Linked DNA regions of Homo sapiens: region 2 is linked to region 1. A link is an interaction called in ENCODE POLR2A ChIA-PET data of the cell type or tissue named here. Cell type or tissue: A673. All regions are shown on one strand. Each heading gives the region's core, and the rest is flanking DNA. Links, peaks and the distances in the headings are about the cores only.

Region 1 (15,511 bases), core at 4,451-12,450:
AAGGAAGGAAGGAAGGAAGGAAGGAAGGAAGGAAGGAAGGAAGGAAGGAAGGAAGAAAAGAAAGAGGAAAACAGAAACATTGCAACAATGACTACTGAGTTGGAAGATAGACAATCATTGACTGTTCTTAGCCCAGTAGATGTGCTGGATTGTGGACCTGTAGTATTGATATTAATAGTGTGTCAATATCCAAAAGAAACCATTCAGTAAAGTGCCATTTGTGGAAGAGGCTAGGTTTATTGAGATATCTAACTTTCCTAGTTAATATCTATGGCCCAGATAGTCAGATTTGCACTTCTTTTCTTATGTTGACACCCCAACATAATTTTTTAAATAAGGAAAATTTTTTATTGGAAGACTGAAGTTCAGTTAGATGAGCATGAAGTTTATGTAGAAATAATCTCCCAACAGCTTAGCTCAGCTATTCTTAAAGTTTTTAAAATTTAAGGCTCTACTGGAGTAAAACGATGTTATATAGAAAATTATTTTCTTCAGATATTTTTAATACTGTAATAACATTTCTTAGCCTATTTAAAGGTTCATATTGATTATCACAATACTTAGTGTAACCAAGTGCTATAATTATTTTGGTTTTATATTAGTAGCTGATTAAAATTTCAATGCATAAATTCTAATGCAGTTATTTCGAAGGTAACTCATTTCACTCTTAGAAAGCCTGTTTTTGCAACAGGCTGTTGAGCATTGCAAGTCATGGAAAAACAGCTAATTTTCCATTTTGGTCATTGCTTTTCAAATCAGTCATCGTCCCAAAATAAAAAGTAAATAATGAAAGCAGCTGCTAGGCTACATATTTTTTTGTGATTTTTTCAATCTTTGATTCCTTATACTCAAAAACAGGTTCTCAGCCTTAGAACTATTGATGCTTTGGGCCAGATAACTCTTTGTGAGGGTTGTCCTGTGCAATATAGGATGTTGAGCAGCATCCCGATCTCTACACACTAGATACCAGTAGCGCTGCTCACATCCACCCCACAGTTTTTTGGGGATTTTTTTGTTTTGTTTTTGTTTTTTAAGACGGAGTCTTGCTGTGTTGCCCAGGCTGGAGTGCAGTGGCGCTATCTCAGCTGCAGCCTCCGCCTCCCGGGTTCAAGTGATTCTCCTGCCTCAGGCCTCCCAAGTAGTTGGGACTACAGATGTGCACCACCACGCCCGGCTAATTTTTGTATTTTTTTTTAGTAGAGACAAGGTTTCACCATGTTGGCCAGGCTGGTTTCAAACTCCTGACCTCAAGTGACCCACCCATCTTGGCCTCCCAGAGTGCTGGGATTACAGGTGTGAGCCACCGTGCCTTGCCAACAGGTTTTGTTTGTTTGTTTTGAGACGAGTCTTGCATGGCTTACTGCAGCCTTGACTCCAGGCTCAAGCAATCCTTCACTTTCAGCCTCCCAAGTAGCTGGGACCAGAGGCGCACACCACCATTTCTGGCTAATTTTTTTATTTTTAGTAGAGACAAGGTCTTGCTTTATATTACCTAGGATAGTCTCAAACGCCTGGCCTCAAGCAATTCCTCCTGCCTTGGCCTCCCAAAGTACTGGGATTAAAGGAGTGAGCTACCCTGCCTAGCACACCCCTCAGTTTTAACAATGAAAAATGTCTCCAGAAATTGCCAAATGTGGGGAGGGGGAGTTGTGCAGTGATGATTTACTTTGAGAACCACTGCTTTATAAGAACATAGTAGTTTTTTTGTTTCTACTTTTTGTTTTTAACTGTCTTGTTTAATGGTGATTTTAAAACATGGCTCAGAAAAATCACATAATTGAGAATAGTTTATTCCATGAACTTTACATTAGTTTGTGGAAAGAAAATGTGAATAATTCAAATTGACAGGTAAGTAGACACTTATTTGTGCCTCCACTGAGACTAGCAACTTGAAATCATGTTGCTAGAGGATACCTTTGATATTTGTTGACCTTGGCGAAAATATTAAAAAGCGTAGACATTGTTGCAGGAAGTTTGCAAGTCCAAATACTTGCTCATCATTTTCTGAATTTTTTAAAAATAAACACAAAAAATAGCACATGTACAAGTTACACTAGTTGATACACATGTGATTAACTCATAAATTTATTTTAGATCTTATCTATATTAACATTTGCTTTTTGTCGTATTCTCTTTCAATAGACATTAAAACTACCACTACTATGGAAGTACCACTACTAGATGGAAGTTTGACCTGGACATGGTGGCTCACACTTGTAATCCCAGCACTTTGAGAGGCCAAGGTGGGAGGATCGCTTGAGGCCAGGAGTTCAAGATCAGCCTGGGCAGCATAGTGAGACCCCATCTCTAAAAAAAATAAAAATAAAAATAAAATCACCTGAGACTATTAGATAGAAGTTTGTAAGACTCTAATGGGTTTTTTCTGGTTTTTATTTTGTTTTGTTTTCTTTTCTTTTTTAGAGACAGGATTTTGCTATGTTGCCTAGGCTGGAGTGCAGTAGCTATTCACAAGTGTGATCATAGGCCCTACGGCCTCAAACTCCTGGGCTCAAGCAGGCATCCTCAGTAGCTGGGACTACGTGTGGAGTGTTTTAAAATCTAATAAAATGGGCCGGGCGTGGTGGCTCACGCCTGTAATCCCAGTACTTTGGGAGGCTGAGGCAGGCAGATCACCTGAGGTCAGGAGTTCGAGACCAGACTGGCCAACCTGGTAAAACCCTGTATTTGTAAAAATACAAAAGTCAGCTGGGCGTGGTGGCTGGCTCCTGTAATCCCAGCTACTTGGGAGGCTAAGGCAGGAGAATCACTTGAACCTGGGAGGCGGAGGTTGCAGTGAGCCGAGATGGTGCCATTGCACTCCAGCCTGGGTGACAAGAGCATAACTCCATCTCACCAAAAAAAAAAAAAAAAAAAATCAGTAAAATGATATTTTCCCCAGATTATAATAATAAGTTGAATTTTTTCAAGTTTACATTTTTGTTCCATAGTATTTTCTTAAGCCTTTTATACCAGACTTTAGGAAAACCTAGCATCTGATTTTTAAAAGACTTTTATTATAGACCTTAAAAATGTATTTTAAGGGAGAGAATACTACAATGAAAACTCCATGGCCAGGCCTGGTGGCTTATGCCTGTAATTCCTGCACTTTGGGAGGTTTGAGGTGGGCAGATCACTTGAGCTCAGGAGTTCCAGACCAGCCTGGGCAACCTGGTGAAACCCCATCACTACCAAAAATACAAAAAGTGAGCTGAGGGTGGTGGTGCATGCCTGTGGTCCCAGCTACTTGGGAGACAGAGATGGGAGGATCACTTGGAGGTTGCCGTGAGCAGAGATAGTGTCACTGCACTCCAACCTGGGTGACAGAGTGAGACACCATCTCAAAAAAAAAAAAAAAAAAAGCTCCATTTACCCATCACTCAGCTTCAGCTTCAGCTTCAGCAGCTGTTAACATTTTACCAAACTGTCTCATCTATTCCTCTCACCCTCCCCCATCTTTTTTCTTGGTGTATTTTAAAGCAAATACCATGTGACTCCCATTTGGCCTGTTATAAATAAATAAATAAAAATAAAGCAAATATCAGACATTACCTAATTTCACCTGTAAATGTATCAGTATGTATCTCTAACAGACAAGTACTTGCTGTGATTTAGGTGTGGTTTGTCCCTGCCAAAACTCATGTTGAAATTTAATTGCCATGCTACGATGTTGGGAGGTAGAACCTTTAAGAGGTAGGACCTAATGGGAGGCATTTAGGTCACGAGGCTCCACTTTCATGGATGGCTTGGTGCCATTCTCACAATAGTGAGTGAGTTCTTGCTCTCTCAAAACTGAATTAGTTCTCTTGGGAACTGATTAATTCCTGAAAGAGCAGGTTGTTATAAAGTAAGGACTTTCTTAGGGCTTGGCCCCTTTGCACATACCCACTCCCGCTTTGACCTTCTACCATATTATATCTAGGCAGCAGAGCCCTTGCTAGAAGCCAGTGGCATGCTCTTGAACTTCCCAGCCTGCAGAACTATGAGCTAAGTAAGCTTCTTTCTTTATAAAATATGCAGTGTCAAGTATTCTGTTATAGCAACACAAAACAGACTAAAAACTCTTTTTTTTTTTTCCTTTTTCAAGATAACTCTGGCCAGGCACAGTGCCTTACACCTATAATCCCAGTGCTTTGGGCCGAGGTGGGAGGATCACATGAGCCCAGGGGTTGGAGACCAGCCTGGGCAACATAGTGAGACCCTGTCTCTAAAATAAAAAACAATTAGCCGGACATAATGGCACATACCTGTAGTACCAGCTACACAGGAGGTTGAGGTGGGAGGATTCCTCGAGCCCAGGAGTTTGAGGCTGCAGTGAGCTATGCACACCACTGCATGGGTGACAGAACGAGACCCTGTTTCTAAATAAATAAATAATGATAACCCCAATATAATTATCTCATCTGACAAAATTAATAATAATTTCCTAATATCTAATACCTAGTCTGTGTTTGGGCTTCCTTAAATTCTCAAAAATGCCTTCTTACAGTTGTTCCAAGCAGAATCCAAAACAAGTCCCTACGTTGCATTTGGGTGATACGTCACTTTAGTCTTTCCCCACCCTCTTGCCTCTTTTTTTTTTTTTCTGAGACAAGATCTGGCCCTGTCATCCAGGCTGGTGTGCAATGGTGTGATCTCAGTTCACTGTAACCTCTGCCTCCCAGGTTTAAACCATCCTCCCTCCCACCTCAGTCTCCTGCCTCTCACCTTTTTAAAAGTCATTTATTTGTTGAAGAAATTTGGTAATTTTTTTTGGTGTGTTTTTTTTTTTTAAAGACAAATGCATTTCATTATTTATTTAGATATGTCCTTGAGTCATAGAAACTAAATAATTTGATCTACAGGATTTCCATACTCTGTATTTAGCTTATTTTGTAGCATAAGATGACATTTGGTTTAGCACAAAATTCTGTATTTTAAAATACCACTTTTGGCCAGGCAAGGTGGCTCATGCCTGTAATCCCAGCACTTTGGGAGTCTGAGATGGGCGGATCATTTGAGGTCAGGAGTTCAAGACCAGCCTGGCCAACATGGTGAAACCCCATATCTACTAAAAATACAAAAAATTAGCTGGGTGTAGTAGCGCATGCCTGTAATCCCAGCTACTTGGGAGGCTGAAGCAGGAGAATCACTTGAACCCGGGAGGTGGAGGTTGCAGTGAGCCAAGATCGTGCCACTGCACTCCAGCCTGGGTGAAAGGGGGACTCTGTCTCAAAAAATAAAAAATAAAAATACCACCTTTTATCTTGTTTCTCAGAGTGTCGTGAGTTTTGTTTTACTACCTGAACAAGTTTAAGAGTCCCATAGCATTCTTACTTTGTACTTAAGGAAGCTGAAACAGGGAGAGGATTTTTCTGGAAACAGAGCATACCTAGAAAGTACCAGAGCACTCAATATTTCCTTGATAATGTTGAAAGCTTGATGAACCGTGGTTTTATCAGAAGTATTACAAGATAAAACTCTTTTGGGAAAAACTGTTCCTGTTTTGTTTTATCCCCTGTGCCTACATGTTGCCTGACATGGAAGATGTTCAGTAAGTATTTATTATTGAATCAGTTGCCTAATTCTGCCATCTTTGGCCCATTCTTCTCTGGCCCAAGACCTGAAAGCTTACAACTTGTTCTATCTATAAGAGTTTAAAGCAGTTTAAAAGAGTGAAGCTAATAATAAAAGCACTGTAGCCAGGTAGAACTGCTCATGCTTATAATCCCAGTGACTCAGGAGGCTGAGGCAGGAGGATCCCTTGAGGCCAGGAGTTGGAGACCAGCCAGAGAAACATAGCAAGACCCCATCTCTACAATAAATTTAAAAATTATCTGAGTATGGTAGCTTGCACCTGTAGTCCCAGCCACTCAGAGGCTGAGGTGGGAAGATTGCTTGATCTCCAGAGGTTGAGGCTATAGTAAGCTATGATCGTGCCATTGCACTCCAGCCTGGGTGACAGAGAAAGACCCTGTCTCAAATAAAAGCTAACCAGCAATGATGTAGTAATGACACTGGCACTTGTACAGAATACATCATGAATCATGTAGAAAACAAGCACTGCCATAAGTGAATGGTTGGACTTTATACATCTGGGAGATCTGATATCTTTTCTTTTTTTTCTTTTTCTTTTTTTTTTTGAGACGGAGTCTCGCTCTGTTGCCCAGGCTGGAGTGCAGTGGCGGGATCTCAGCTCACTGCGACCTCCACCTCCTGGGTTCAAGGGATTCTCCTGCTTCAGTCTCCCGAGTAGCTGAGATTACAGACATGTGCCACCATGCCTGGCTAATTTCTGTGTTTTTAGTAGAGACGGGGTTTCACCATGTTGGCCAAACTGGTCTCGAACTCCTGACCTCAAGTGATCCACCCGCCTTGGCCTCCCAAAGTGCTGGGATTACAGGCGTGAGCCACCGCACCCACCCAGATCTGATATCTTTATGTGGGGCCTGCAGGGAGCAGGGCTGGCAAGAAGTGTCAGTAGTGTAGGACTTGGATGAGACATTTTCTTAAAGAGCTTTCTTCAGCAAAAATGTGGGATTTTCCTGTCTATTTTTGTTTATTTTTATTGCAAAAATGTTTCGGCCACCAGAACAATCTTAGCACAACCAAAGGTTCTTGGCTGTTTTTCATTTAGCAAAATTCTTTCTGGTGTTATGATATGTGTTTTCTGTCAGCTAAAACTTACAGGAATAGTGAACCACAAAGATTTCCTGAGGAGCTCCCACATGCTGTGTCTGAGGTTTCTCATATTTCTTTTGGCATCAGTAACATTCTCCAATACTTCGAAATTATAGTTTGAATCCAGTGTTAATGATTTCTCTTCAAAAAAACAACTTAAATAAAACATTTGCGGTTTTATTTTGCTTGAACCAAGGAAAAGTCATAATAGAGACAACTACCTACTCTGCCTTACCCTCTGCACAAAAACACCCCTTTCTAAAGCTACCATCTAATACTTTATGAAAAATAAATATTTCCCTGTATTTATTAGTGTATAAGCCTAATATCCCAAAACCTCTAAAATATAGTGGTCAGAACAGTTGCAATAGGGAGCCTCCCCTTGCTGTAAAAGAAAAAAAGTCAAAATAAATTATGTTGAGTGATCAGGTTTTAATACTAAGACATTATTTGCCTTTGTCACTGTCATTCTCATGTGTGTATACAGAGTACAAAAAGCTCATCAGATGGTTGCATATTCTACGTTAACATTTAGCTATTTGAAACTATTACTTGTTTCGGTACGGCTATTCTTCTTTGATACTACAATGATCAGAAAAGACTATTAAAATACTTCTGGCTTTCCAACTATATTATTTGTGTAAGCCTTTATTTTTCTGTATACTTCACCCAAAACAATACATTGCAACACATTGAATGCAGAAGCAGATATAAGTATCCGGCAATTTTCTATTAAGCCAAACAATAAAGAGATTTGCAAAAAGTGTAAAACAATCTGTTCTTCTCAATAAATTTTTTTCATTTTGGAGAATTTTTTCATTAACATATGTTGTTTAACATTGTAACAGGTTTATTGCTATTTTCAAGTAAAATAATAAGTTTTTTTTAAATTTTAGTTTTGAGTTCTAATATGATGTCATTAGACGTCCATGTAAACAAAAGCTCTTTGGGGCTCTCCATAATTTTTAAGATTATAAGGAGAGCTGAGACCAAATAATTTGAGAACTACTGGTTAGGATATGGTTTTCTGAGATCTATTAAATAATATACAAGTTATTTGACAGTTTCGGAGAAAAAGTGATAGCAATTTTATTCCTAAACATTTTAAAAGAATTAATGTAAGCATAATGAATAGAACTTGAGTGTTCACAGTGTTCATACAGTATCTGGGTTTACATGTGTTAGGAAGTAATATGATTTGCACTAACAGCCAAAAATAGAAAAATGCAAATATGAAATATAATAGTAGATAACTAGAAATTACATTTTATTAAACCTGCAATACATTCACCTCAGTCTCCAAAGGTTGTCTTCTATGAAACTTTGACAAATGCTTTGTTACATACAGCCATGAAACAAAGTATGGTGATCACCTTGGTAAGCCAGATTTTTCCAGAACTGTAAAACAGTGCTTTCTGGGATAAAACTGATCTGTTACTAATGATGGGGAAGAAACCAAAACTACTGAGGAATCACTCATAGTTATATAGCACAAATGGGTGTGCCACACCTTTAACAAGAAGCCTGTGAAACCAGCCAAAAAGTTAATGAGAAATTGTATTTGCAGAAAAAGCAGAATAAACTACTAGTAGAATTTACTGTATCACATGATACTGTTGGATATGATCTGTGATATATAAAGTGAATGATTAATGTGCTGTCATTGTGAAATGTGAAATAGCAAGTGTTCCAGATTATGGTGATCCGAACTGAATGTGTATATATGCCCTCAGCTTATATACAGAACATATTTGAAGAAAAAAGTATTCTTGTTTCTCTTCTGGTTATCATTTTTTAAAAAACAATCTATACTACATTTTGTTATTTTGTGATCTGTGACATAAAGTGGAAAAGGAAAGGACGTTGGGGTCACTGATGAGAGAGCATCTGCTATCTGTACAGTAAAAAAGGGCATTATAATCTCAATAAAAAGTTTGTACTCATCTTGACTCTCTAAGTCTCTTGCCAGAGAACAGTTAGCAGTCAAGAGTTTGTCTCCTGGTTTTGACTGAGTCTTTTATTAGGAGAGGAGGGCACGATGGCTTGCACCTGTAGTCCCAGCTACTCACGAGGCTGAAGCCAGAGGATAGCTTGAGCCCAGGAGTTCTAGGCCAGCCTGGACAACACAGTGAGACCCTATCTCAAAAAAAAAAAAAAAAAGAAAGAAAGAAAAAGAAAAACAGAAAACAAACAAAAAGAACAGGAATCAGCAAATTAAGGTTTTTGGGCCGGATTTGCCACCGTGACCCGTACCCCCATTTTTGGATGGCAGGTTTTTAAAATGTTTTTAAACAGCTGGGGAAAATATCAGAATATTTTGTGACATATGAAAATTACATGAAGTTCAAATTTCAGTGTCTATAAATAAAGTTTTATTGGGACATAGCCATACTCATTAGTTTATGTATTGGCTGAGTCTGTTTTCTCACTACAGCAGCAAACTTGATTAGTTGTGACAGAGACCATATGGCTTGCAGAGTCTGAAATATTTACGATCTGGCCTTTTACCGAAAAAGGCTGCTGACCCAGAGTTAGAGTAACTTCCCTTTGATCCATCTTATTTATTGTTCTTCCCCATGGGAGTTCATTTGAAGAAAGGGTTCTACTGCCTTAAAAACAATGTTTTTTTTTAAAGTATGTAAGGTCGGCCCAAACAAATGAACTGGCATTCTTGTTCTTTTGCCCCCACTGGGGCAAGAGCAGGGTGGGGTTCACAGTTCACTTTGAAAATGCAGATTCACTAATTCAAGGCAATATTTGAATATACATTATGGGTGATATCAAGATTAACCATTTGTGCTGCCAGAAATTTTAAATCTGGTAGAGGGATATATTACTTTTTTAAAAAATATTTTTCTTAAAAAAAGAGATTAAACATAGCTTAAAAGAAAGGCATTTGACTCAATTCCTGTTCTCTCAAATTGATATTCCACAAATTGCTACCAGTCCAGCAGATTCCCACTCTTCCTTATTCTTCTGAATGCAAGAATATATTCCCTAAATGTCTTGGTCTATCTTAGGTATCTCTCCTGTTTCCATAGTATCCAAATACTTTCCTGACATTGTTAACTTGCTTGGTGTGTTTGTACTAAACTATAAGTAACTTTTTGGTGTCTTCCTTAATAGACATGGAAGGGACTGTTTCTTATTTTAGGTAATAGAGTATAATCCTGCTTTTTCTAACTGAGTGAACCCGTTTCCTCATCTATGGAATTGGAATAAAAATAATAATGATAATGATGATAATAATAACTTTTATTGTTGTGAACCTTAACTGAGAAGATGAAAGTAAAATACTTAGTTAAGATTTTGCCACATAGTACTTTAACTGTGTTGCTCTTTTTTTTTTCTGTTGTTTTATCTCTAAAACCTAATTATAGTCTTTTTTTTTTAATTATTATTATACTTTAAGTTTTAGGGTACATGTGCACAATGTGCAGGTTAGTTACATATGTATACATGTGCCATGCTGGTGTGCTGCACCCATTAACTCGTCATTTAGCATTAGGTATATCTCCTAATGCTATCCCTCCCCCCTCCCCCCACCTAATTGTAGTCTTTTTGGAGATTTAAATATTTCATTGAATGGAATCAAGATTTATTATTTTTTTTTTTAATTTTTTAATTTTTTTTTTTTTTTGTGAGACAAAGTCTTGCTCTGTCACCCAGGCTGGAATGTAATGGCATAATCCCGGCTCACTGCAACCTCCACTTCCCAGGTTCAAGCCATTCTCCCGCCTCAGCCTCCTGAGTAGCTGAGATTACAGGCACCTGCCATCATGCCCGGCTGATTTTTATATTTTTAGTAGAGACAGGGTTTCACCATGTTGGCCAGGCTGGTCTTGAACTCCTGACCTCAGATGATCTGCCTGCCTCAGCCTCCCAAAGTGTTGGGATTACAGGCGTGAGCCACCGCCCCCAGCCAAGATTTATTTTTAAACATGTCACCAACTGTATGCTTTAGAGAAGGTTGAAAGTTAAAATTTAAGCTTGCTGTTCAGAAATAGTTGTCCAGTAGATTTTCATCCAGTAGTGACATTGATATTTCTGTTTGATGGGGTTGGGGTGATTTTTTTTTTTTTTTGGTCTGTTCTGAAAATCTGTGCTGTTTCCACATAGCTTATATATAGTTAAAAGTATAAATGGAGTGCTTACTATGTGGCAAGGACTGTCCCAGATGCTTTATATTAATTTAATTTTCATAAGAACTCTATGAACTAAGTGCTATTACTGCTATTTTTAGATGAGACAGCTGATGCACAAAAGGATTATAAATTTCCTGGTTACTTAGCTAGTAAGAGGCAGAGTCGGGATTTGAATCTGTAGATTGGTTTTTGTTTGTTTGTTTTGAGATGGAGTTTTGCTCTTGTCGCCCAGGCTGGAGTGCAGTGGCGTGATCTCGGCTCACTGCAACCTTTGCCTCCTGGGTTCAAGCGATTCTCCTGCCTCAGCCTCCCGAGTAGATGGGATTACAGGCACAAGCCTTCATGCCTGGCTAATTTTTATATTTTTAGTAGAGTCAGCATTTCACCATGTTGGCCAGGCTGGTCTGAAACTCCTCACCTCAGATGATCCACCCACCTTGTCCTCCCAAAGTGCTGGGATTACAGGCATGAGCCACTGTGCCCAGCAGATTGTATTCTTAACCTCTGTGTTCTAATGCTTTTGTTAGCCATACTGTGTTCTATTTGTCATATGCTCGTATGTAAGATATAGCTTATCTAAGGTAACATTATTGAAGAGTTTTAAGTTTGTTCACAGTGCTGAGCATATGGTAGATAATACGTATTTGTGCTTGAATGAATTAAGGAATATGATGAGATGATAAAAATATTATAATTCATACAATATAATCATTGTTTAATTATTCTTGGCTTTGAGTAATAACATTGTCGTTTGAGTTATCTATAACATTGGCTATTTTGAAGCAATCTAAGACTATAAAATTTGGGACAGTGAAATTGCTTAACAATCTATTTATATTCCTAAATTCATTTTTTCTTGCTGGTACTCACTCAAAAAAAAAATCTGTGTGTTTTATTTAGAGTTTTTCCTTTTTTGGGTTCCTCTGTTGAATTGTTTGTTGATTTGTTTGTGTTAAATGGCATTGTATTATAACAGATAATTCAGTTCTTATAGAAGAAGCCTTAAAGAATTTGGACATACTGGTCACAATAGTGAAGTCTGGTATTAAGTTTGGCCCCCGAAACTTTTGAAGTAGTAATGATCTTGAAATTTGCTTTATTTTGTGTCTTTTTCAGAATTCTCCACTTTACCAATACTTACAGGATCTGGGACACACAGACTTTGAAATATGTTCTTCTTTGTCACCAAAAACAGAAAAATGCACAACAGAGGGACAACAAAAGCCTCCTACAAGAGTCCTACCAAAAGTAAGAACGCATGCTCATTCTTTCTGGCCGAATCTTTTGCACTTTACCTTACTGGCTATTCAGATACTTCTTAAGCACTTCCATATCCTCCCTCACACTGGTAAGACTATTTATTTCATCAATAGTACAAAACTTTCTGTTAGATAAACATGAATCCTTACTGCTTTGGAATACTTTGTAGGTAATTTATATCCAGTGAGGAAATAATTTGGTAGAGAATTAAAATACATTACTTATTTAAATATTGATGCTATCCAAACAGAATCGAAAAAAATATACTAAAACTTTAATGAGAGCACAACTAATAGGAATCCTCTACTAACTGGATTTTTCTCTTTAAATCTTTTTTTTAAAAAACAGCATGAATGACAAGAACGCAAATTGATATTTCTTAAACACAGTTTCAGGTGTAGATAATGGAGTGAGCATAACTTCTGGTGACTTTTTTATCTATAGAATTAAATACTTTTATACATTAAATATCTCATAGTCGATGTCCAGCATTGAGGCCGAGATACTAGAAAAATCTCCATTAATTATGTTCTACAAAATGCATTTTCTGGATTCATTTATGTCCTGCTAGCCATGTTTACTAAAATAAGAAATTTATGGGCCAGGCGCGGTGGCTCACGCCTGTAATCCCAGCACTTTGGGAGGCCAAGGCGAGTGGATCACCTGAGGTCAGGAGTTCGAGACCAGCCTGGCCAACATGGTGAAACCCTGTCTCTACTAAAAATGGAAAAATTAGCTGGGCGTGGTGGCGGGCGCCTGTAATCCCAGCTACTCGGGAGGCTGAGGCAGGAGAATCGCTTGAACCTGAGAGGCGGAGGTGGCAGTGAACCAAGATTGTGCCATTGCACTCCAGCCTGGGCAACAAGAGCAAAACTGTGTCTCAAAGAAAAAAAAATAAATTTACTCTATTTTTAGATGAGACAGCTGAAGCATAGGAGGATTATAAATTATCATAGGTTACTTAGCTTGTAAGAGGTAGAGTTGGGATTAGAACCTGTACTTTACTCCGAGTTTATGTTCTTAACCTCTGTCTACATGTCTAGTATATTTTAGTTTTAACCAAAGGAATTGTAATTTAATAGAAAAAACATAACCAAATTTCCTCATTCCTTGAGCATTCTAGTTTAATCAGTGTTTTATCACTATTGAGAGGAGCATTTAAAACTTTCAATTAGTCATTTACAGGGAAAGTATGGATTGGCAGAAGGATCCTTTCCCCAATCTTCTTACAAAGACACCTAAAATGTGAGGTAACCAAGCTGGCCCATTTGTAATAGTCTAGTAAACACTAGAGAATTTTTTGACTAACACCCAGAAGGTGAGAGTTAGGAGAGTTAGAGCTCACATGGATCAGAACCAGTTTTCCTAGTCCTCCATTTATACCATTTCTTCCCTGTGCCCCTTTTAAGAGTGAATGTTCCTGGGAAGTGGTTTGTATATAATAGGCTATTTAATAAGCTTGGATTTGAGGTTACTTGGCAACACAAAACAAAGAATGGCCAGGGGATAGTCTTAGAGCAGCAGATGGTCATTGACCTCTAATTTTTTGTTTTGTTTTGTTTTGATACAAACTTGGGTTTTATAGGTATTATTGTCATTTATGACAAGTATTTTTATATATAGAAATGTTGTTGCTAGTTTATAAATAAGTCAAGTGAGAGTTTAAAATTGAATCCCCTCAGAAACTGAGGAACAATAAAAAGCATAGCCAGAGGTTGTTTTAAAAAATTACCAGGCTGGGCACAATGGCTCATGTCTATAATCCCGGCACTTTGGGAGGCTGAGGCAGAAGGACCACTTGAGCCCAAGTGTTGGAGACCAGCTGGGGCAACATAGCAAGACCCCATCTCAAAAAAATTATCATATGTCTAGAAAGTTTGTTTTGTCTTCATTTTATTTATTTATTTATTTATTTGAGATAGGGTCTTCCCCTGTCACCCAGGCTGGAATGCAGTGGTGTGATTACAATTCACTGCAGCATTCACTTCCTGGGCCCAAGTGATCCTCCCACCTCTGCCTCCCAAGTACCTGGGACCACGGACATGTGCCACCATGCCCAGCTAATTTTCTTCTTTATTTTTTGTAAAGATTTAAAAATTACCACTCACTATGTTGCCCAGGTTGGTCTCAAACTCCTGACTTCAAGCAGTCCTCCTACCTTGGCCTTACAGATGTGAGCCACCACACCCAGCCATATTGCACATTTCTAAGACAAGTTTTTAACTGTAGGATCTATATTTTTCTAAAACGAAGTTCTTTTTTTTTTTTTTTTTTTTTTTTTGAGACGGAGTCTCACTCTGTCGCCCAGGTTGGAGGGCAGTGACGCAATATTGGTTCACTGCAACCTCCATCTCCCAGGTTCAAGCAATTCTCCTGCCTCAGCTTCCCAAGTAGCTGGGATTACAGGCACAGGCCACCACGCCCAGCCAAGTTTTGTATTTTTAGTAGAGATGGGGTTTTACCTTGTTGGCCAGGCTGGTCTTAAACTCCTGACCTCAAGTGATCCGCCTACCTTGGCCTAAACTGCTGAGATTACAGGCATGAGCCACCATGCCCGACCAATTTTTTTCCTAATTTGGGGAGAGCTAAATTTTAGAAAACTTGTTGTATTGTTTAGCTCATTGTCAGGGAATGTATGTTTAGAATTGCTCCCAAAATTCTGTTCAAGGAATGAAGTATCAATTATTTCCTCTGAAAAGCTGTTTTTCTATGAGTTCTTAATGAAACCATCCTTAGCATTAATTGCTCTCTCTTTTTTAACTTTATTTTTGCATATGCTTGTTAGTAGTTGTTAAGTAGTCTGCCCTGATATTCTTACTATGAATATTCATTCTGTCTCTTTTTCTGGTTTCTTTTCCTGTGATTATTCTTAAATTCATTCCATAGAGTTTTAGCAGCAGGCTTCTCGTTGGCTTGATATCTTCTCTGGGGATCTCATCTACTTTCTTGCCACTTATGTCCATTCTCCAGGCTTTGCTGAGTTCCAGGTGCTTGTTAGACATTTTCTTCTACATGTGCCCCACAAAGCTCAGATTCAACTTGTCTAAAATAGGACTTCCTCAGACACCCCCAAAACAAACAAACAAAAAATGTTCCTTTTAATAGTCCCAAATCACTACCCCCTCAGACACCCCCAAAACAAACAAACAAAAAGTGTTCTTTTTAATAGTCCCAAATCACCACCCTCTCAGTTACCATACCATTTCCAATCGCGCTGACATAGCCTTGGTCATCAAGTGATACATCAAGTCAGCTTCTGTGTCTCTTAAATCTAACTCTTATTCATGATCTTTTTTGTACTCATTACCTAACTTAAAGGCCTTTATTGTTATTTAGCTGAGTGATTAATTTTCTTTTCTCTTTTTTGAGATGGAGTCTCGCGCTGTCGCCCAGCCTTGAGTGCAGTGGTGCGATCTCAGCTCGCTGCAACCTCCACCTCCCGGGTGCAA
Region 2 (15,511 bases), core at 4,140-12,139, 160 kb before region 1:
ATGACAAGAATCCTGTTTTCAATTGAACAAATATTTTCTCTTTAAAGACCCTCCTAGGAAGCCAGGCCTGGTGGTGCATGCCCCTGTAGTCCCAGCTACTCCAGAGGCTGAGGTGGGAGGATTGCTTAAGCCCAGGCATTTGAGTTCAGCATGGGAAACATAGCGAGACCCGGTCTCTTAAAAACTAAAAAGACCTAGGGCAGTATTATGGAAGACAGTGATATATTAAGTACAGTATCTGCCTTCAAGGAGTGTGTGGTACACTAAGAAAAACAATATGTATCTCTGGAAATCCCATTGACTACATTTGACTAAAGTGGATTTCAAACTTTTCAAAAGCTGAGCACAATGGAAGCACACTCCAAAACATACCAACATATGCTGTGATATAACATTTACATTTTAACTAAATTACCAAATAGGAGACTTTCCCCACATCTAGATATATTCTATGAACCAAATATAAAATACACATTTGGCTGACAATTATACTTTAAAACTGTCGCCTTCTCTTTGTTGTGTCATTACAGCTTTCATGTGAATCAAGGGTTGGTCTGATGATCTCATTTTAAGAAATGCTACTACACACTCAAAGAATCAAGAATCTTGGGCAACCAAAATACAATAGGGGGATGCTGGGTACATTACAGAAAAAGGGAAAAGAGATTGGAAAGAGTCGGAAATGTGGATGATGCCAGAGATAATTACTCTCATTTTCTTAGGACTCTGATGGGTCCTGTACATTTATAGCTGCCACAGATAAAGGTGGACTGCTAGTTGGGGACACTAACAATGCCAGCCTTCCCCTGGTTCAGCCTGGCGTCTCATCTACGTTATGCTTAGCATCATTTTTAGCTTAGCTTTATAAATGCCCTACTCTTTCCTCCTTATGAATTAAAAGGAGATACCTGAAAAAGGGTTTGATGGAAGCACAGGCACACATATCTGTATAATAAATATAGTATCCTTGGAATCTAGATACTACTTAACTTTTCTCCCCATTTATAGACTGTGCCCAATATCATTTTTCCTCTAAAATACTAGCAAAATATATTTTTATAGCTTTTTTTACAATAAATTGCATATAATTAGGTTCTTAGTTGACAATGAATGAGCCAGGTTACATAAATAACAATTGGTCAGCTTTAGTAAGTTATGAAGGACTCATAAAGGGGCAGGGGAATGTAATACTATTCCACATTTAAAACATCTTTTTGGGAGAAGGATAATTGGATAGCTTCCACAAAGACTACACATTTTTCTAAACCCTCCATGGGGCTAAGCCAATAGGTAATACAGTCACATGCATTTTACATGTAATTAAAGAGACTGTAAGTTTGTGCCAGATTTCTTCCCTCTCTCACTCTCTTTAGATTTAGAACTGGCTCATGATTCAGCCAGGTCTTAGAAGATAGAATAGCCTGGCTGATATTTTTTAGATTATAAGGCTTAAGCCAAACCTTGTAGTCAGAAGGCTGAGAGCTCAAGAGGAGGGAAAGAAAACCCAAATAACTTGTCTTGCTAAATGCCAGACGCAGAAACAGTTTATAAGGTACAACTTTAGCCTCCAAAAAGGAATACACTAAAAACTGCAACGATTCTAACATGGAAGCCTTATTTATGTGATCTTGATTATATAAAATTGAGCTACAAAGAAATTTTAGTGTACCTGCTATGACAGAAAGGGGATGGCATGTTAGGATTGTGTATGAGGTTCAAATGACTCCATGGCAAAAAATCGCCACAAAAAACTATAGCAGCCAACTCTAGATCTAGTAGGGACTCTGGTGCTGTACCAAACAGCATTCAAAAGGCCCCAGAAAGGCACTCAGTAATCCTCATGGTTGCTGTTAAGGATCACACTGAATTAGGAAATCCTTTATTTAGAGGCAGAAAGGAAAATTCTTGTACCCTTTAAAGAAATATTATATGGATAACCTTGCTGTTCAATTTTTTTTTTTTTTTTTTTTTTGAGATGGAGTCTCGCTCTGTCATCCCAGGCTGGAGTGCAGTGGCACCATCTCGGCTCACTGCAACCTCTGCCTCCTGGGTTCAAGCGATGCTCCTGCCTCAGCCTGCTGAATAGCTAGGACTACAGCCATGTACCACCACGACCGGCTAATTCTTGTATTTTTAATAGAGATGGGGTTTCACCATATTGGCCAGGCTGGTCTCGATCTCCTGACCTCAGGTGGTCCAACGGCCTCGGCCTCCCAAAATGCTGAGATTGTAGGTGTGAGCCACCGCTCATGGCAGTTAAGATAATTTATAGTTTAAACTTAGTTAATAAATTGTGTATTGTGAACATCAGGGATGGCTTTTATCACAGTGTTATTTCATTTTCTTCTGCTAATCAACAATTGTATGTGCAAGGTAGTTCATATGTTAAACAGTAAGTGCACCAGAATTATGAATCTAAATCTTTCCTAAGGAGGTGTGCTGATAGCTGCTTATAGAGAAAGGATTTGTTGTTTTTTTTTTTAATTAGGAGGGAGGATATCACAAACTGGCAGAAAAAGACCTTTTGAAAATGAATACTATAGAATTTCAGTTATTACTGGCTTATAATTATGCTTTTCTGATATAGTAATTCCAGTTCCATTTGTAATGCACAATATTTTTGGAAATGTAACATTACTTATAGATACAAATATCATCATTGACTTGGGCTCAGAACTCTTATAATAGCAGGGAATATTATGTGACATAATGCTTGCTATATTTTGCTATTTTAAAAAATGATACATTTATGTTTGTTTCGAAGTGGTAGATTTTTTAAAAGATTGGACTTAAAAGCCGGAAGAGTTGGTTATTTGTGGTATTCTGCAAATAAAAACATCTTCATTCCTACTCACAGTTTTAAAAAATTCAGATTCTATCTCTTTGCTATAATTCTTTGATGATGTAATATTAACTCCTGCCAAAGAGGTACCTAACAACAGAAATACTTTAGATAATTTACTGAAATTTCAGTTCACAGTTACTGAGGTAGAAGCTGGCCATGTTTTTCCACTAAAAGATACAAATATTCACCCAAGTTTATTGATTCAAAGACATGCATTTTTTTCATCAGCAGTTTTATAATAATCACAATTCCTAAACCAAGCACTTTGTGGAAATTTGCTCCTTGCTATGTGTTTTTTCCTTACAAAGACTTTCCACCAGTAAGATTGTTACAATGTAAGGTAAGAAAACAGTGTGAACTATGTCACGAATAGTTAATACAGTATACAGTATTAAGATAGTTTTTCTGGTCTCTAAAGAAATGGTACTTTAGAATTCAGTGTGTCTCAGAAATAATTCTGACCATTAAGTAAACATCAAAATTTTAATAAATAACATAAATGAAAAAACAAACACCTTTTAAAAATTGCTTATACCTAACAAAACAATTTCTTTGATGAAGGGTCTGGTTGGCTTTATCTTGGCAGTGTTCATTTTTATACAATTTTTGAATTGCATTTACTCCATTCTGATGAAATTCCACCTCTTTGGAATCACAGAAGAGATGAAACCAATACTGCTACAATATTGTGCCTTCCTGAAATGCTTCTATCCACCTATTGATAAGAGAAATCGGTTAGATTTGTAAAACCTAATCATCTGACGTGTGAACACCATATAGATGACAGCTGGGCCTGTGGTCCTCATTACCATAACAACATAGGTAAGATATATATATATATGTATTTTTTTTTTTTTTTTGAGACAGAGTTTTGCTCTCGTTGCTCAGGCTGGAGTGCAATAGTGCTATCTCGGCTCACCACAATCTCTGCTTCCTGGGTTCAAGCGATTCCTCCCAAGTAGCTCGAATTACAGGCATGTGCCACCACACCTGGCTAATTTTGTATTTTTAGTAGAGACGGGGTTTTTCCATGTTGGTCAGGCTGGTCTTGGACTCCCGACCTCATGTGATCGGCCTGCCTCGGCCTCCCAAAGTGTTGGGATTACAGGCGTGAGCCACCGTGACCGGCCAGTAAGATCTTTTCTTGCAGCAAATTGGCCTTCTGCATACATGGAACTACCCTTTATTTGGTAATTTGGTCCAAAATTTAGCCTGGAAAGTGTGCCTCTCATTTCTGATAGGCATAAGGAAGGGACCATTTCATGTATAAAGGTTCTATGAAGTCTTGATGCTACCAATTAATTTATTTTGGAAGTTGATATTTCAGTGAAGGCTTTATTACAACTTCTTTTTTATCTGGAATTTGGACTCAGTGCTTTTAGGAACACTAGTTCCCTGTCTCCTCCTACCTTAACTCTAGCTATCAGAGTTTCCTTGTATATCCCCTAATCCAGACCTGTTTCAAGATTTGCAATTAAAAGGAATCTGGCATCTAGTGTTGATCAAAAGTTTGCATGCTGTATGAGAGCTTCTCGGCTGGGCGCCGTGGCTCATGCCTGTAATCCCAGTACTTTGGGAGGCTGAGTTGGGCAGATCACCTGAGGTCAGAAGTTCGAGACCAGCCTGGCCAATATGGTGAAACCCTGTCTCTACTAAAATACAAAAATTAGCTGGGCGTGGTGGTGTGCGCCTGTAATCCCAGCTACTTGGGAGGCTGAGGCAGGAGAATTGCTTGAACCCAGGAGGCAGAGGTTGCAGTGAGCTGAGACTGCGCCACTGAACTCCAGCCTGGGCAACAGAGCGAGACTGTCTCAAAAAAAAAAAAAAAAAAAGAGCTTCTCAAAGTTTCACAGACATCTTTCCAAAATTCTTTAGTCTCAAAGTTTTATCTGACAATATACACAGCTGCAATTATTCAGAAGATACTTGAGAGTAGTCTTTTTCCTCCCTACTAATGTAATTGCTTCTGAACTTTTTCTTCTTTCTTATGGAAATATCATTTCTTACGGTATTATTTTATGTAGGCTGGGCATGGTGGCTCACACCTGTAATTCCAGCACTTTGAGAGGCTGAGATAGGTGGACTGCTTGAGCCCAGGAGTTTCAGACCAGCCTGGGCAACATTGCTAGACTCTGTCTCCATTAAAAAAAAAAAAAAAAAAAAAAAAAAAAATATATATATATATATATACACACACATACACACACACACACACACACACAGAAGAGAGTCCAGAGAACTATGAACACTTGAAATCACTCAGTTTAATTATTTTGTAAAAGCAACCTATAACAGATTCAGTTCAAATTTTAAGGAATTTTCAAAAATTTAATATTGAACATAAATAGCATGTTATACTGCCATAGCAAGGCTTTTTTCCCACTAAAATTAATACATTTTAATATTCTGTCATGTACTTCAAAAAGCAATCCATATGATATTAATAAAGAGAAATTTATAATTTAGCCTGGGTCAATTCTAAATTATAAGTAAACTGACTTCCTTTACCTAACTACATGTAATTCTGTCTTGGTGGCATTTCTATCTTGTCAACTCAATGATATAAGCAAAAGATGACATATATTGAAAAGCAGTACTTTTTTTCAGTTTGATGAAAATTGTAAGAAAGCTAATATCTGACAATATTAGGGCAATTACTATTTTGTCTAAATAATTTTTATAGAAAAGATGGTTAAGTGACATAATTTAAAAATATTCTCCAGTAGCCAAAGGAAAATATTTGGAAGAATAGCTATATACTGTTGGATATCCTAAAATAGACTGAAAAAAGAGTCTTACAGAGTGTGTGTAACATTGTGCCTGGCTGGTATTCAGGGATGTGTGCAATTCTGGTACATTAATCTTAACTGTCTTAAGAAACTAAAAGCTTTGCTCACTCAAAGCATTCTTTTTTATTTTCATGCACTTTTAAGCTTGTGGAGAACACATGAACACCTCTTCCTGAAAACAAAAATGTATTCTTTTGTGAAGCCAAGGTAAAAATCAAATGAGAGATGATGAACTATTTTGTTCAAAAGAGACCTAATTTCACAGAGGTAGATACGCATCTCTATGTTAAGCAAACTGATAACATCTAAGTAAAGATTCTTGCTGGAATTCTGAGGAGACTGTTTCAGCCTTTGCCATCTAAACTGATAGCCATTTCCTTCTACTCAGTCACTGGAACAGCATGGGAGTCTCTTAATGTGTTTGACCTTTTCCCCAAAGAAGTTAGCGAGCAGCTGTTTAAACTCCTGCTGTTCCATGGCACAAATGAATCGCTGGATTGCCAAAGTCCTGGAATGTTTCAAGGGAAGATTCTTACCCTCATAGAAGGAGAGGTCAAATGCCTTAGCTTTCCTTCCTTTCAGCAGAGCAGCATCACGCTGCTTCCTCTGAGATCACGTGTAGATAAAATACTTTGTATAGGACTACCTATTTTCTTTTCCCCTCTGCCTCCTGAAAATATTCCAGATACCCCTGCCTTGTCTTTAAAACAATTCTGAAGAGTTTAAATAATACGTTAAATCTTTCTAATTAAAATCTCTGATGTAAATTTTGAGTTGTCCCCATGCCTTAAAGTAGGTCATTTTACAAGCAACCATTAAAAAACTGAAATCTCATGAATAAAAGAAAAATATGGCCAGATTACTTACTTCTGAGCCGAATGAGCATCCTCTGCTTTGAATACATAAAATAACATGTTTTTGTGCAGTAACTGAAATACTTTAGACTCGGAATTCTCATCTTTAACTTGAATAACAGTGAATCCTAATAAAGGCTGACTCTCCAAAGCGGCCACGTCCTAATTTAAAAACATACAAATGGAGAAAAGTTTTTAGATTGAGACAAAATTCAGATTTGAAAACTCTTGATCTACATAGCTCTAATTTAATTTCAATTATTCACATATAAGGTAATGATAATTCTAACAACTTACTCACTTCTCATTTATTCAATAATATTCATTGAGCCACTCCCTCCCTAGGTACCCTATATGCCAGGCACTGTGGCACACAATTTCTGGCATGTTCACATCTACTGAATTTCACAACATCCTCACTAAACCAAGGAAGGCACGTGATTATATTACTTTCATTTTATGGATGCAGAAAACAGCTCAGAAAGGTAAGCTATTCACCTGGATCTCACTAAGGAAAAGTGTGGACCCTACAGCAGTGTTTTCATAGGATGGTGGAACACAGGGTGATCAGGTAGGAGAAAAGGACAGAATTAGAGTAAACTGCTAGAATTGTTTATAATCCAAAAAAGCCTATCTTATCTATGCTGCTGTCAGATCAATGCAATCTAACGATGACAGTAAAGGGAGTATCACTCAAGAGAGCTTGGCAGAAAGAAACACAGCTCTGCCTTTTTTTTTTTTTTTTTTTTTGAGACAGAGTCTCTCTGTTGCCCAGGCTGGAGTGCAGTGGCACGATCTCAGCTCACTGCAACCTCTGCCTCCCGGGTTCAAGCAATTCTCCTGCTTCACCCTCCCAAGTGTCTGGGATTACAGGCACTCCACTAATATTTGTATTCTTAGTAGAGACGGGGTTTCGCCATGTTGGCCAGGCTAGTCTCGAACTCCTGACCTCAGGTGATCCACCCCCACTCAGCCTCCCAAAGTGCTGGGATTACAGGTGTGAGCCAGTGCACCTGGGGGCAGCTCTGCCTTTAGTAAAGTAATTAGTAGTCACACGACACACACAAAAATTGCATTTTAATAATATGGAAAATTCCTAACACATTTGAGAAAGAGCTCTCCAGGTACAAAGCAAGAACACTGTTCACATTAAAAATAACAGCAACAACACCTCCCCCATCCAAAAGCAAAGCAAAAAATCTTATGTAAAATAAATGGATTTTTAAAATATTGTAATTACTTGCAGTTGGCATTACAAAACCCCAAATTACTCATCTTTAGATTTCAGATCTTACCTCACTTGCAGCATATGTATATAGTACTTTATTTTTTATGACAAACCAAAAGTGTTTCCAGGGTTTTTTATTGCCCTTTGATCTGTACAAGTAGCCACTCATAGAAGAATCCTCTGTGTTTGCTGATACCTAGATAAGAAACCCCATACAAAGTTTAATGGTTTTCAGACAAATTATAACAGCAAAATTATTTGCAACCAATAGGTGCTGAAAGCAATAACTGTAATGATAGAATGTTTCAGAATGAAATATATTTTCAAAGTGCTACTATACAAATTGAACTCTGCTATTAACATGAGCACAAAAAAGAAGACAACCATGTTAGAGGCAATTATAGAATTTTACTTGGTTTAACTGTGCCTGCACGTGTTTGCGTATGTTTCTTGGTGGGTTCATCTGTGTTTTCTGGGTTGGCAGGTGAAGAAAAATAGTTCCAGAAGACTAAAATGCTTTTCTAAAAGCTGGATTTGGGGACTTGGGGATTTGTTTTTTATTGCTCTTATTTTGGGGCATCAGGGAAAATTATTTGAACCTTTAATTCTGTTCCTAAAAAACTTTTTGGACTTCTAAAAACCATACAAACAGAATAATAAACAGAAAATTCTACTATTAAGGAAGCTCATTTTAAGAATCAATCTTTGCTTCCCAAATTATAGTAAGAAAGAAAAGAGGCTAATTTTTACTTCATAAAAAGTTGAAAATGTTTTCATCTCTATGCAAAAAGACAGTAAGCTTTTACTGATTGATTTTTTTTTTCTTTTTTTTTTTTTTTTTTTTTGAGACTGAGTCTTGCTCTGTCACCCAGGCTGGAGTGCAGTGGCCCGATCTCAGCTCACTGCAAGCTCCACCTCCCAGGTTCACGCCATTCTCCTGCCTCAGCCTCCCGAGTAGCTGGGACTACAGGCGCCTGCCACCACGTCCGGCTATTTTTTTTTTTTGTATATTTTTAGTAGAGATGGGGTTTCATCATGTTAGCCAGGATGGTCTCCATCTCCCGACCTTGTGATCCACCCGCCTTGGCCTCCCAAAGTGCTGGGATTACAGGCGTGAGCCACCACACCGGCCTTTTTTTTTTTTTTTTTTTTTTTAAGACAGTCTCACTCTGTCACCCAGGCTGGAGTGCAGTGGCACAATCTCAGCTCGCTGCAACCTCTGCCTCTTGGGTCCAAGCACTTCTCGTGCCCCAGCCTCCCGAGTAGCTGGGATTACAGGCGTGCACCACCATGTCCAGCTAATTTTTGTATTTTTAGTCGAGACAGGGTTTCGCCATGTTGGCCAGGTTGGTGTTGATTTGCCTGCCTTGGCCTCCCAAAGTGCTGGGATTACAGGTATGAGCTATCGTGCCTGGCCTATTGACTCTAATAATGGTTATTAAAAGCTGTGTTCTTAAAAATGTAGGAGTAGATAAATAACAAAATGTTTAGGATCTACCTTAGTAATGGTATGGCAGGCACACGCTTAAGGTGGCTTCCCATGACCCTTGCTGTAGAGAGTCACACTGCTGTACATTCTCCTCCCCCTGAGTGTGGACAGGACCTACGACTTGCTTCTAACTAAGAATTTGGTGAGGGTGATAGGATGTCACTCCCATGATCAAGCTACCTTATATATGGCCCTGTCTTGTTAGGAGACACTCTAGAAACTTTCTTCCTTGCTGGCTTTGAACAAAGTAGCAATGTTGAGAGGTCCACATGGCAAGGAGCTGAGGACCTCCAGCCAAAAGCTAGTAAGAAGGCAAGGCCCCCAGTCTTGCAAGTACAAGGAAATGAATTCCCAGATGAGCCTCTAGATGAGAACTCAGTACTTGCCAAAACTTTGATTATAGCCCTGCAGAGTCCCAGCTAACCCATGCCTGGACTCTGGAGATAATAAATGTATGTTGTTTTAAGCTGCTAAGTTTGTGGTAATTTATTATGCAGAAATGGAAAACTAATACACATGCGCTCTGTGAATTTTTAAAGTGTATCTTTAATTATATTAATTTCTTATAAATTTCATGAAAATAATTATATATTGTTTAGTGGGAAATTTAAGATCTAACATTAAATTAGAAATATTTGTTAAGCAACAGTAGGTTTATATAAATACATCCTTATAAAGACTACCAAGTAATTTTTTAAAAAACTAGAATTGTTTCCTATCTCAGTGAAAAAAAAGAGGAAAAAAATCCAACTAGAATGTTTAACATTCAAATGAGATTTTGCTTAAAATATAGTTACATTGGAATCCTACTATATTCTTATCTAAGTTGTTATTAATGTTGCTCAAAATATATTACATTTCTCCTTTATACCAATTTAGGACCAGTTTAGTAGCCACACAAGAAGATCAACCATAATACTGAATAGCCATGACTAGACCTATATTTTCAAAGATAAAACTGGTGTTCACCAACTTAATCACCTAACTGATCCACAAAACATGTCTTCCAATGATTTGATTATTTACAAAATAAATCAGGGTTGTGGGGGTGAGGGACTATAAAACTACATTTTGGGTACACTGTATACTGCTCAGGTGATGGGTGCACTAAAATCTTAGACTTTACCATTATACAACTCATCCATGTAACCAAAACCCACAGGTACCCCAGAAGCAATGAAAATTAAAAAAAAATAATCCAACTCCAACTCAAAAGCTGTAGTCTGCCATTACTGAGAGTACTGAGGCTCTAAATGTAATTCTAAAAAGAGGAGTTTCTAAAAATATTTTAAACATTACTAGAATAAGAACACAACTTCCCAGTTCCTCAAAAAGTTAAACATAGAATTACCATATGAGCAAGCAATTCTACTTCTGGGTATAAACCCAAGATAAATGAAAACATATGTCCACACAGAAATTTGCACATGAATATTTCTGTCAGCATAATTCGTAATAGCCAAAAGGTGGAAACAACCCAATATTCAACAAGAGATGGGTGGATAAACTGTGGTATACACAAACAATGAAATATTATTCAGACATAACAAGAAACGAAGTATGGATACGTGCTGTAATTTCCATGAACCTCTAAAACACTGTGTTTCAACTGGGAATATACTCGTAACTTTACATAAGAAACATGATCTTGATCAAATTTTTAGAGTTCTTTCCTTCCACTATGTATGCTAGAACACCTCCTCAGTAAAAAAGCAAGAGAACCAAATTAAAAACTACTCTGCTGGCCACAAAACTAGCACAGGCGGACCTCACTAATAAACTGATCATAACGGAGTAGCCAAAATGGCAATGCTGTTTGTTCTTTGACATCTAAATTTGAGGAAATGGGATAGGATATCAACAAAGTCTGTGGATTACACCATTAGCAGGTCTAAGCATACAGGCTATTATCACTATTTAAAGTTTTCTTTTAAAGGAAGTTTAAAGGAAAGACAACCTACTATCAGTGATATCAGCTGTGCATAACCAACCAATGCCTACAAATAAACCGTGCAGATCACTAAATGCTAACAAAATGCCCAAAATATCCTGTGGACTTCTTCCCTCTGGCAAGGATCTTGCTCAAAGTCATTTTAAAAAATTCATGTGTGTCCAACTTATCTTTACTTTCTATCACTGCTATTAAATGTTCTCTAAACCTTTCAATAGCCATTTTCTAAATGACTTAGGTCAGACGGGAGACCAAGCAAGATTGTGAGGCATCAGCCACATCCATCATCAGTATTAAAATTCATGACTTAATAGTTGTGGGAAATGACATCTTCCTTTATGAAAGAAAAACGGTGTATTATATGCATATGAATAATTCAGCCTCTATCACATTGCAAATTTAATGGAAACACTTACTTCTTTGAGAGCAGCTGGGATTTTTTTCTGTTTCCTCCCTGATGGAATGCTATGTAAGACTGATGATAAGGCACTTGAAGGAGATTTGTGATTTCCAGGAGATCCAATCCTAGGGGAGTGCTGGTGATCTAGAACAAATCAGGCATGCTTATGTAGGCAATGCTCAGCATTTTGCAATTCAATTTCATTCAAATCCATAAACACTGTTGCATAAAATATCCATGGAAGGACACTAAGAAACAACATTGATAACTCCTGGAAAAGGACAATGGATGGCTGGGAGTTGAGTGGCAGGAAGACTTTCTACTATCTATGGTTTTATACTTTTTGAACTTTATGTGAAAGGATTACTCTTGTGTGCCTTTAGAATTATGAAACACGTGACTATACTACCAACTTAAAAAAAATCCAAAAAACCTTCCCTACTGCCGTAAACCCCAAAGAACCCTGGTATTGTTAAGTGTCTAGATACTAGACCAGCTACAATGAACAAAGCAGCTTAAAAAAGGGGGCTATCGGACACGGATGAAGAAGTAATGAATTCTGATTGCAGAGGGTTCAGGGAAAGCTGAGAAGATAATAAGATAAAAGCTGGCCATGATGGAGTAAGTAGGAATTTGCCAGGTTAAAACAAGCAGGAGGAACACTGTGCGCTAAGAGGTCAGCATGAGCAAAGGCAGAGAGGTATGAAATTAAATCATCTATCTGGAGAATAATGAGGCCAGATTAAAAAAAAGGGGCTGGTTTGAAGCAAACTGGACTGTTGTTTATATGTTTTAGGCTGGGGAGTGACATGAGCAGATTAAATTTGGAAAAATAGATTATATCTGGCAGTACTAAGGAGAAAGGACTAACAGCAAGAAAACTTGTTAGGAAATTATTATAGTTGTCTAGATGAGAGATAACGAAGGCCTTATTAGGGCTGGGATGGAGAAATCAAGACAAAGATTTTTGATGATAAAATTGACAAGAGTTACTGACCAAATGGGTATAGGTGATGAGGAAGGAGAATTCAAAGACGAATTTTGAATGTTTGCAGCTTATACCATATACCCAGACTAAAGAGAGGAACATAAAGGAAGAGATGGATGGGTCTTCTTGGAAAATGTACACAAATAATAATAAATTATTCATCTAGAAATATGTGGACTCTGAAATACCATGTCATCCACTTAGAAATTCCTCCTTGCTAATGAAAAGCTATCCTTCAGGGAAATGAAGAACAGACTTTCAAAAATTTAGATCCTGGCCAGGCGTGGTGCCTTATGCCTGTAATCCCAGCACTTTGGGAGGCTGAGGCGGGTGGATCATTTGAGGTCAGGGGTTCGAGACCAGCTTGGCCAACATGGTGAGACCGCCCCGCGTCTCTACTAAAATACAAAAATTAGCCTGGCGTGGTCACGCGTGCCCGTAATCCCAGCTACTCAGGAGGCTGAGGTACGAGAATCGCTTGAACCCGAGAGGCAGAGGTTGCATATTGTGTCACTGCACTCCAGCTTGGGCAACAGTGCAAGACCCCATCTCAAAAAATATATATAAATAAAATTTAGATCCTACAGGTTTCAGGAATTTAACTAAAAATCTCTTCCCAAAACATAGACCTGAGCAGTCCTGCTAAGCTGCATTCATTTTACTGGAGGATACCTGCAAATAATGAGCAGGGAAATAGGAAGTATCATTTTTGTGTTCGGTCAAAAAGCTGCACATTCAGATGTACATTAACATCTCACTAAATCAGATTAACTGACTAGAATTAAGCTAACGAAGTGCCACCTAAGTAAAGAGAATTACTTTACATATAGATAAAATGATTTGTAATGAGCACACTATCATGTGAAACTATAGACTTCAAAATTACTTGAAAGTTAAAGTTCCCTTTTACTGTTTTAAGTGTTTTACCCTGTAATTACATTTCTACAGTTTTCTTAGCAAAACCTTTTACACAGACTGAAACCAAATTTCAGCCCAACCTCTCCCAGAATTACAACAAAATATGAATTAAGAAAGCTTACTACAAATTTGGAGATAAGTATCAACAATCATATTGCTAATGTACCGAAGGTGTTTCTCTCAGAAGGTTGTTTGAAAGCATCTGGGGAATAAAGGAATTTTTGGTTAAATCCTTACTTATATATTACCTAATTTCTGCAGTTCTTGGAAACAATGTTCACATACTCTTGCTGGTTGATTTTTCAGGTAATCTAAGCCATACTTATTAGACGAACAAGCTTGGCATACAATCTGAAAACACATTGGAATTATGTCATTAATTTCATTAGAATAACTTGTGTTTCTACACCATAAAGTATGTTACAATTTACAGTGCTATCCACTTTTCAAAACAGTTTCAGAGTCACTGAGTCTCACTTCGTCTCAATAATAACTCTGGAGTTCAGGCATATAGTGAACTAATGCATAGTACCACACTTGAAAGATGAAGGGGCCACAGATGATTACTTACAGAGGGCTGACTACATAAAATAATAAAGTAAAGCAGTTAATATATGCAAAATGCTTAGAACCGTACCTGGCATGCAAAAAGGCCTGTGAGGTATACTGATCACCAGCACTGTCATCATCATAATCACTGCTGCAGCAACGACCACGTCTCTGCAACTCTACCAAGTTTTTGGGCTCCATACTAAATGCTCTCTAAATACAACCTCATTTAATTTTTAGAGTGACTCTCTGATGTCACTGTTTCTACACCCATTTTACTAATGAGATCATGAAGGCTTAGAAACATCACTAGAGATAACTTCAACACTGAACATTCCCCGTACTGAATACTATGGATACTTAGTACTAGAGAGATGCAGTTTAAATAATAGCTGTAAATGTGAGGGCCTGTTTAATTGTGGATTTGTTAGATTTTGTTTTTGAATCAGTTATTACTGATGTTCTAATGTAACTCTGAAGTAGGAGGGTGGAAGTTCACTAAGAAGATTGCCCCTGCCCCCTAAATATTTAGAGAAAACACCATTCATGTTTGCTACCATTAACATAATAATAATAATAGTTATTGTTATTCTTGAACTATAATGGTTTATGAGGGGAAATATGCTTCCTCACTATGTACAGCCTGGAGACAGTAAAGACCACAATGGAGATGGGTGTTATCATCGCCAACCTTTCCACAGGCCCGGCAGTGGTGTCGTCTCCAGGTGAGAGTGAATTCGCTTGTGCAGATCATACACATTGTGGCTCTGGTATCAGGAATCCAGATGGGAGCCTTCGATCCAAGAGGACTAACTTCTTCTTTATTTTCTGAGTCTGCCTGTGGAAGAAGAACAACTTCTGATTATCTCCATGCACACTGCCTGCCTTTTTATTCGGCAGTGGCATCTCACACTACCAAGATGGGGATGAGGGTCAGGCACAGCAGCTCACGCCTGTAATCCCAGCATTTTGGGAGGCCGAGTCGAGTGGATCACATGAGGTACGGAGTTTGCGACCAGCCTGGCCAACACAGTGAAACCCTGTTTCTACTAAAAATACAAAAATTAGCCGGGTGTGGTGGCGGGTGCCTGTGATCCCAGCTACTCAGGAGGCTGAGGCAGGAGAATTACTTGAACCTGGGAGGTGGAGGTTGCAATGAGCTGAGATTGTCCCACTGCACTCCAGCCTGGGCAACAGAGTGGGACTCCGTCTCAAAAAACAAACAAACAAAAAAGATGGGGATAAAATATGGGCCATTGGCTGGGCATGGTGGCTCACGCCTGTAGTCCCAGCACTTTGAGAGGCCAAGGTGGGCAGATCACAAGGTCAGGAGATGAAGACCATCCTGGTCAACATGGTGAAAACCTGTCTCTACTAAAAATACAAAAATTGCCAGGCGCGGTGGCTCACGCCTGTAATACCAGCACTTTGGGAGGCCGAGGCGGGTGGATCACCTAAGATTGGGAGTTCAAGACCAGCCTGACCAACATGGAGAAACCC

The links. ChIA-PET counts read pairs that join two places held together with the same protein. Peaks named below come from ENCODE experiments on the same cell type or tissue, not always from the same donor. Only the 100,000 strongest peaks of a DNase experiment are listed, where the experiment ranks them.
Region 2: POLR2A ChIA-PET joins it to region 1 with 12 read pairs; 8 of 35 experiments call an interaction of 5 or more read pairs at or near these places.

The regions. Positions count from the first base shown.
Region 1 is chr12:95,240,022-95,255,532 of GRCh38, forward strand. It overlaps VEZT (vezatin, adherens junctions transmembrane protein), which reads left to right. Exons shown (of 12, transcript NM_017599.4): 2 at 11,919-12,050. Among named protein-coding and RNA genes, the nearest start is that of VEZT, 30 kb to the left of the region's middle. In A673, for the core only: no CTCF peak of the experiment used is centred there; DNase peaks (open chromatin) are centred at 6,690 and 9,160; H3K4me3 peaks cover 809 bases; H3K27ac peaks cover 3,946 bases.
Region 2 is chr12:95,077,997-95,093,507 of GRCh38, forward strand. FGD6 (FYVE, RhoGEF and PH domain containing 6) reads right to left here. Exons shown (of 21, transcript NM_018351.4): 16 at 14,703-14,849; 17 at 13,711-13,813; 18 at 11,573-11,700; 19 at 7,784-7,912; 20 at 6,502-6,650; 21 at 1-3,560. The coding sequence ends at 3,524. Among named protein-coding and RNA genes, the nearest start is that of NR2C1, 12 kb to the left of the region's middle. In A673, for the core only: no CTCF peak of the experiment used is centred there; no DNase peak of the experiment used is centred there.